Regions from separate parts of the Homo sapiens genome. Here region 2 is linked to region 1. A link is a loop called in an ENCODE intact Hi-C map of the cell type or tissue named here. Cell type or tissue: endothelial cell of umbilical vein. All regions are shown on one strand.

Evidence for each region. Hi-C counts contacts between places; a loop is a spot of excess contacts. Peaks named below come from ENCODE experiments on the same cell type or tissue, not always from the same donor. Only the 100,000 strongest peaks of a DNase experiment are listed, where the experiment ranks them.
Region 2: it touches region 1 in a loop (4-fold over the local background); 1 of 110 quality-filtered maps calls a loop at or near these places.

What each region holds. Positions count from the first base shown.
Region 1 is chr2:182,129,859-182,133,858 of GRCh38, forward strand. It overlaps a transcript of PPP1R1C not described here. Among named protein-coding and RNA genes, the nearest start is that of PPP1R1C, 150 kb to the left of the region's middle. In endothelial cell of umbilical vein, no CTCF peak of the experiment used is centred here; DNase peaks (open chromatin) are centred at 2,373, 2,943 and 3,573; H3K27ac peaks cover 1,970 bases.
Region 2 is chr2:182,180,318-182,184,317 of GRCh38, forward strand. All of the region lies in intron 13 of PDE1A (phosphodiesterase 1A), which reads right to left. Among named protein-coding and RNA genes, the nearest start is that of PPP1R1C, 200 kb to the left of the region's middle. In endothelial cell of umbilical vein, no CTCF peak of the experiment used is centred here; a DNase peak (open chromatin) is centred at 2,354.

The DNA.
Region 1 (4,000 bases):
AAGCATAGGCAGATACTTTTGCTAATGAGGCTAAGCTGGGAAGAAAACCCTGAGTTCTACTTTAATTCTTGGGCATTGACTTCAAACTAAGATGACTTATAAGAAATAAAAGAAGTAAATTTGAAACTTTAATAAAAAAAGTACATGGTTCATTTAAAAATGTTTCCTATGTCTAAATCTATATTTTAAAAATAACCTTTATCATGTAAAATGAGAGAATTGCTGAGTTTATGACAATCTTAGGTATAACCTTTTCTTAAAGAACAAGGCATCAATCTTTAATTTGTTTCCCTTTCTTGATTTCTCATAAGTTGCAAAATAAAAATAAAAATAATTTCACAAATTGTTCATTATTATTATCCTCCCTACTTGCCCCAGGATTTAAGTACTAACTTTTACTTCCTACTCTTAGACTTTGTATTGCCAAAGAAATAAAATATGAAAAAGCATAATCACCCAGACCTACCTGCGGAATTGTGGATTATGCTGTAGATATTAGATCATTGAAAGGAACAATATACTACTTAATGAGGAGCCAAAGACAACATTCTACCTGCTGCTCCCTTCAAGCTGAGGAATGAGTTTAATTGACTTCAAAGTCCCATTATTCTCAAAAGTAGCAAAGGTACAACATGGCTTTGCATGAATCAAAGGAAGGGAACAACAAGAACTTAAAAAAATAGTTTGCAGATGGTTGAACATCTCTTTAATAATTAGAGAAGAATATCTTTTCTTTCTTTATTGTTTACAGATACCAACATTTTTCAAAGCCTTGCAGTAGATGAGTGAGTCTCCTGTTACATTTCTCCTGCAGCATATATTCTGTGGATGTGTTTTCCTAAGCAGACTAATTATATGTTGCTCTCTTCTTTTACCCTAATGAAACATAGATTTTTCTGTTTTGAATTTGTCACTTGTTTGTTACATTTGTCAAGTGTTTTAAATATTACATTGGTCCTTTATTTGCTTTTGAGAACACCCAATAGTTTAAAAATTAAAATGACATGAAGGTCAATTCTAAGACAGGAATGATACTACTAAATCCTGGACTTGCCTATGATAACAAGCTCGAGCTACACACTTTTATTGTCAGAATAAATGGAATATATAGGAAGGAGTTAATTGGAACTGGTTAGTACCTAAATAAGATTTTTCAAAGTAAGTTTTTTGTCGTATTGGCAGAACAGTGTTAAAAAATAGACATTGTCATCATAAACACCCACAACTATATCTGTAGAAGATAATTTAATGCAATATTCTGGGGAAAATACAGTTGCCAAAATTAATCTCCTTGTTTTCTTTCATTGTGCAATGTGGAGTTAAATTTTTTTTCTATTGAGCAGTGTGTGTGTGTGTTTGTGTCTATAATTTATATATGTGCTTGTATACATTTCTATATACACATGTATGTGTATGCAAAATATGTATATATACACATATATATAAAATGTACACTAAATATGTATATATGTATATTCATAAAATGTTTTGCTGTATGGAAATAAAAAAGAAGGTTTCTAAAGGAAAGATAGAGAAGAAATTTAACCTGATTTCTATTAAATTAAGCACAGAGAAATAAAACTTTACTAAAGGGCCAGGTGCAGTGGCTCAAGCCTGTAATCCCAGCACTTTGTGAGGCCAAGGCTGGCAGATCACTTGAGGTCAGGTGTTTGAGAATAGCCTGGCCACATGGTGAAACCCTGTCTCTACTAAAAACACAAAAATTAGCCGGGCATGGTGGCATGTGCCTTTAGTCCCAGCTACTCAGGAGGCTGAGGCAGGAGAATTATTAGTCCCCAGGGTGGCTAGCAGGGCCTAGGGAAGCTGGAGATCCTGGGGTGACTGTCCCTGGCAGAGCTGGAGGTTGCAGTCACTGTCCCTGGAGTTGGAGGTTGCAGTGAGCCGATATCGCGCCACTGCACTCCAGCCTGGGTGACAGAGCGAGACTCCATCTCAAAACAAAACAAAACAAAAACAGAAAAACACTTTACTAAACAAATACCTCCCAAAGTTATAATTTCCATATTCTTGTCTGTTAGGGAGAAGCCAGGTGAGAACAGAGGAGGACATCCAGAGTAAACTGGACACAGTAACAGAGGTGAGGAGGTCCTCACAAAGGGTGCCTCCGGTGAAAAGAGAAAGATAGCCAGAGGGAGAGGACCCGAGGGAGGGCAAGGCCAGCTCCTTCCCTCTCCCTCTCTGGCCACACAACTTATTCTTAGCAGCTTCCTGTCCACTGCTGCTAAGTCATTTCCACATGAACGCGTCTTTTGCACCATGGCTATTTTCCTTTTGCCCCCATTTCTGTCTGAGGAAAGGTTTGATGGTGATTTCAGTGTTGACACACTCGACTTTTAGACTGCAGCTGACTTACCATGCTTGTTGAATGAGTCTGTTCCTCTCACATGGACAGTTTCCACTTATGAAAAGTCCCTTCCTTTTTCATTTCCTCTGCAGAAAGCTTGTTTTGCTAATGAGGAGTCCATGAAATTGGGGGAGTTTGCTGCTGTGTGTGTGTGTGTGTGTGTGTTTGTGTGTGTGTGTGTATGTGTATGTGTACATAGTTTTCCTCTTTGAGAAATTGCTATTGTTGCTTCTCAGTGCACCTGGATGTCTGAAGATATTTTTTATTTAACGAGCTGTCTAGGAAATACAAAGGTTACTGTTATTTTATCTTTATGTTGATATTTTTCTGTTTAATATTTGCATTAAAATTGTTCCCCCAAATAGAATATCTACATGATATAGCAACCAGTGAACAAATCAACATATCTACCTACACATATATATATAAATCTATATATTAATCTCTCTCTGTATCTAATTAATATATATGTATAATTTAGCCTTCCTCTCAAGCAAGGACATAAGTGGTAAATTAATGATAATATAATCTTTACTATGGAATGGCTGGTCTACTCTGCATGGAGCAACCTCTCCATCATGTGGACTTTTAAGATATTGCTACTAAAGTTAAAGCCATGCTATGCTCTTGAAACTGTAAATATCAATTAATTTTAAAAGAAAGGGGTGAAGCTCTAGGTAGGTTTTTATTTGTATAGCTCATATTATTTCTGTTTTTCTATGTGTCAGGTGATATTCTCAGCACCTTGTATAGAACATTTCACTTAATCATTCCAAAAGTACCTATTAGATAGGCACTTTAATTATTTCCATTTTATAGATGAAAAAATTTAGGCTTGTCCAAGACCACAGCACTGGTAAGTGACAAAGTGAAGTCCAAAATTGAACTGAAGGCCAAATTTCATGAGCTATCTTGGGTGAGATATTTCTTGCCTCAAGTCTTCCACATAAAATGTAACAAATTTAATGGTATCTGGATAAATACAAAATAATATTATTTTCTGTTCATCAAGGGCCAAAAAATGGGTCAGATACTGTCTGGACCCTTTAAATATTCTTTGTCATTATTTTACCATTCTATCAAAGTATTAATGGTTAAGAAATGTCTTCAGATTAGAAAATGTTACAGTTAGCAGCTACCAACCACCAATGACTAAGAATTAGTCATTATTGTTCTAAATCCTGTATGGTTCCCATTATTAATCGTCAAGGCTGTAGGAAATCAACTAGGAAATGTGAACTTTTCTTCTTAGCAAAGTTTAGGATTTGCTGTTATGAACATATCTCTACACCAGCAGACCCAACTCCCCAAGCATACAGACAAGAGAGAGATGAAGAGATCTTACTGTTTCTCTCACATAATTCAGGTTTGCTTTTAGTATGCTATTAAGAATTGATGCACTCCCCATTTGTCTGCTCTGAGAAAAAAAACATAAATGGCTTTTGGGATTTTGCAGATCTAAAGTGCTTGAAAAGTGGGTCTTATTTTGACTAAATTAACTGGAGATGTTATCTGAAAAGGACTGACTCAATCACATACCAAGCAGGACAAATAATAATACACTTTTCCTTCCTGCCTTCATTCATTTATTCACATCCATTTATTCCACAAATATTTACTGAACATTTACAGTGT
Region 2 (4,000 bases), 50 kb after region 1:
GAAGTAAAATTCTACTTATTTCTAATAATATGAAATTTTAGGTTGAAAAATTCTTATCTTTAAGAATGTTGAATATTGAATATTGTATATTGCCCTCACTCTCTTCTAGCTTGTAGGGTTTCTGCTGAGAGATCTGCTGTTAGTCTGATGAGCTTCCCTTTGTAGGTGACCTGACCTTTTTCTCTGGCTGCCCTTAAACATTTTTTCCTTTGTTTCAACCTTGGAGAATCTGAAAATTACGTGTCCTGGCGTTGATCTTCTCATGGAGTATCTTAGTGGTGTTCTATGTATTTCCTGAATTTGAATGTTGGCCTGTCTTGCTAGGTTGGGGAAGTTCTCCTGGATAATATCCTGAAGTGTGTTTTCCAACTTGATTCCATTCTCCCAGTCTCTTTCAGGTACTCCAATCAATCGTAGCTTCAGTATCTTCACATAGTCCCACATTTCTCGGAGGTTTTGTTCATTCCTTTTCATTATTTTTTCTCTAATCTTGTCTGCATGCCTTATTTCAGCAAGATGGTCTTCAAATTCTGATATCCTTTCTTCTGCTTGATTTATTCAGCTATTGATACTTGTGTATGCTTCATGAAGTTCTTGTGCTGTGTTTTTCATCTCCATCAGGTCATTTATGTTCCTCTCTAAACTGGTTATTCTAGTTAGCAGCTCCTGTAACCTTTTATCAATGTTCTTAGCTTCTTTGCATTGGGTTAGAACATGCTCCTTTAGCTCAGCAGAGTTTGTTATTACCCACCTTCTGAAGCCTACTTCTGTCAATTAATCTATCTCATTCTCTGTCCAGTCCTGTGTCCTTGCTGGAGAAGTGTTACAATCATTTGGAGGAGAAGAGGCATTCTGGCTTTTGGAATTTTCAGCGTTTTTGCACTGTTTCTTCCTCATCTTCATGGATTTATCTACCTTTGATCTTTGAAGCTGATGACCTTTGGATGAGGTTTTGTAGGAGGTCTTTTTTGTTGATGCTTTTGTTGTTGTTGCTTTCTGTTTGTTACTTTTTCTTCTAACAGTTAGACCCATCTTCTGCAGGTCTGCTGCAGTTTGATGGGGGTCCACTCCAGACCCTGTCACCTAGGTTTCACCAATGGAGTTTGCAGAACATCAAAGATTGCTGTCTGCTCCTTCCTCTGGAAGCTTCAGCTCTCCTGTATGAGGTGTCTATTGATCCCTGTTGGGAGGTCTCTCCCAGTCAAGAGGCGCAAAGTCAGGAACCTGCTTGAGGAGGCAGTCTGTCCCTTAGCAGAACTGGTGCACTCTGCTGGGAGAGTCCCCCTTGTTAGGGTCAGCTGCTCTCTTCAGAGCCAGCAGACAGGAAAGATTAAATCCGCTGACCCTGCGACTGCAGCTGCCTCTCCCTTCAGGTGCTCTGTCCCAGGGAGTTGAGAGTCCTGTCTGTAAGCCCCTGACTGGAGCTGCTGGATTTCCTGCAGAGATGCCCTGCCCAGTGAGGAGGAATCTAGAGAAGCAGTCTGGACACAGCCGCTTTGCTGTGTTGTGGTGAATTTTGCTTAGTCCAAACCTCTCAGTCTCCTTCACACTGTCAGGGGAAAACCGCCTACTAAAGCCCAGCAGTTTGCTTATTTTGTGCAACACTGTGTCCTTCATTCCTGTGGTGATTAGTTAAATTTTAACAGTTTTATACTGTTCCATAATATGTACATACTACAGTATATAAATCAATTTTACTGTTTTTTACACTTTATTTTGCAGTCATGAACAATGCTGCTGTGAATATTTTAGACATGTCTTTGATGCATATGCACAAAAGTCTCTCTGGGGTAAAAATACAGAAGCAAAATTGTCGAGAAGTATGGCACATGCATCTTTAAATTTCCTACAGAATGCCAAATTGTTCCATGAAATGATTATATAATTTTACCTATATACAAATAATGTGTAAGAAAACCAAAAAGCCTGGCATCATTTTTGATTCTTCTCTTCACTTTGTTTCCTACATCTAATCTGGTAACAAATCCTATCAGTTCAGCTTTCAAAATATCTGTATATCCAGAATCCAATCTCTTTTTGCTTACCCTCCTTCTACTCACACATACTGCCACAATCTTTACATATCCAGAAATTATAGACCCTCTCAACCATTACTACTTGGTCTAAGCTCCCATGTGTCTCCTGGGTTATGAACAACAGCCTTCCTTCTGATCTCCTTGTTTCTATTTTTACTACCCAAACAAAAGCACATTTTCCATTCTGTAGCAGAGTAATCCTTTTGAAACCTCAGTTCAGATCAATCAACATTTTTTCTCAAAACTCTACATTTGGTTTCCTGTCTTTCTCGGGCCAAAACCAAAGGTCAGGCACCACATTCCCCACTCATCACATTGCCTACATTATTCCCACTTGTCCAATTTCTTCCTGCTTCACTGCCCTTCTTGTTGTTTCTGGCATGTCAGGCAAGCTTGGCCTCCTAGATAATGTGGTAGCCAATCCGTTTTAAAAATTTGTTAACACCCACCCTCCCAGACCTCTCCATCATTCTCTTTCTAACCTCCATTGTGTATTTATTTAAATTATTTCTTCCTCAGTGAAGGCTTTCCTTACCAGTTTACTATATAGAAATTATCCCCAATTTCCATAGTAATTAGATTTTCTTAATCTGGTAATGTCTTTATTTTTCTTTATTTCTGAATAGTTTTGCTGGATTTAGAATTCAGCATTAGGGACACCCCTAGTTTCTATATAGTAGCCCTATAACCCTTATTTCTAGAACACATGGCAGAAACATAAATAATATAGTAATAACAGCTAACTCATATAGCGCTTAGTACTCTAGACACTTCTAAGCAAATTATATTAATAAACTCATTTAATTCTCTTAAAACCTATGGTGAAGAGGAATACTTCCTGCTATAGTGATGTAAAGAAGTCGAGTTTTTTCTCTTCATGAAAAAGCAAGTGTAAAACTGGACAGCATTAATAAAAACAACTATTCAATGACTCTGGAAATCAACCAAAGGGACATAATAATTTGAGAAACATTTATTCTTAAAAAATTGTTGGACATTCAGGTAAAAACAGCAGGAACCTGTGACCTTCTTGCCTGAAGTTACTCCCACTCCTCCATCTTCCTCTCCAACTCTGACCTGGGAATGGAAGCAAAAGCCAACTTTCCTGTTGGATGTGGTAGAATCAACTTGGAATGGGAAGGCAGCAAATAATTCTGGTTACTTGAATATAAAATGGTGAATCCACTTAGACTAGATGAGGAGAGCCCCAAGCTTTGTCAGCCTAGGGTTGGGGTCCAAGTTGGGGTAAAGGGTAAACCAGCAGGATTTAACAGAAAAACCCTAGAAATTAGAGAGCCATAGAAAGGCCATTTATAGTCAGTTTTAAAATTGATTTCAAAAAATTCAAGACAAGTTTTTTAAATATGTTTTTAAAATTAAAGAAAATAATCTTGAAGAATTAAAGGAAAATATGCTAACAATGAATGAAAATATAAAATATCAACAGAGAAATAGACATTATAAAAAAGAACCAAATGGAAATAATAAAATTGAAAAAAGTAGCTGAGATAAAAAGTTAATTCAGTGAAATCAACAGCAGGATTGAGGTGGCAGAGAAAGAAACAGTAAACTTGAAGATAAATCATTAGAAAGCAGCCAATCAAAAATGAATGAAGAAGGAAGGAAGGAACAAAAGAAGGAAGGAAAGGAAGAGAAGAAAGAAAGAAAGAAAGAAAGAAAGAAAGAAAGAAAGAAAGAAAGAACAATTAAAGAAATTGACAGAGATCCAGAGCATCCAGGACAATTTCCAGAATCCTAAGTTATGCATAACACAATCCTCAGAAGGAGAGAACAGAGAGAAAGAGGCAGAAGAAAAATATTGAACAAAATGACAGAAAGCTTTCTAAATTTGAAGCAAATTATTAATTTGTGGATTTAAGAAGCTAGTGAACACTAAGTAGAATACTGAAAAAAAAAAAGACCTAGATATATCATCATCAAATTGCTGAAAGTCAAAATAAAGT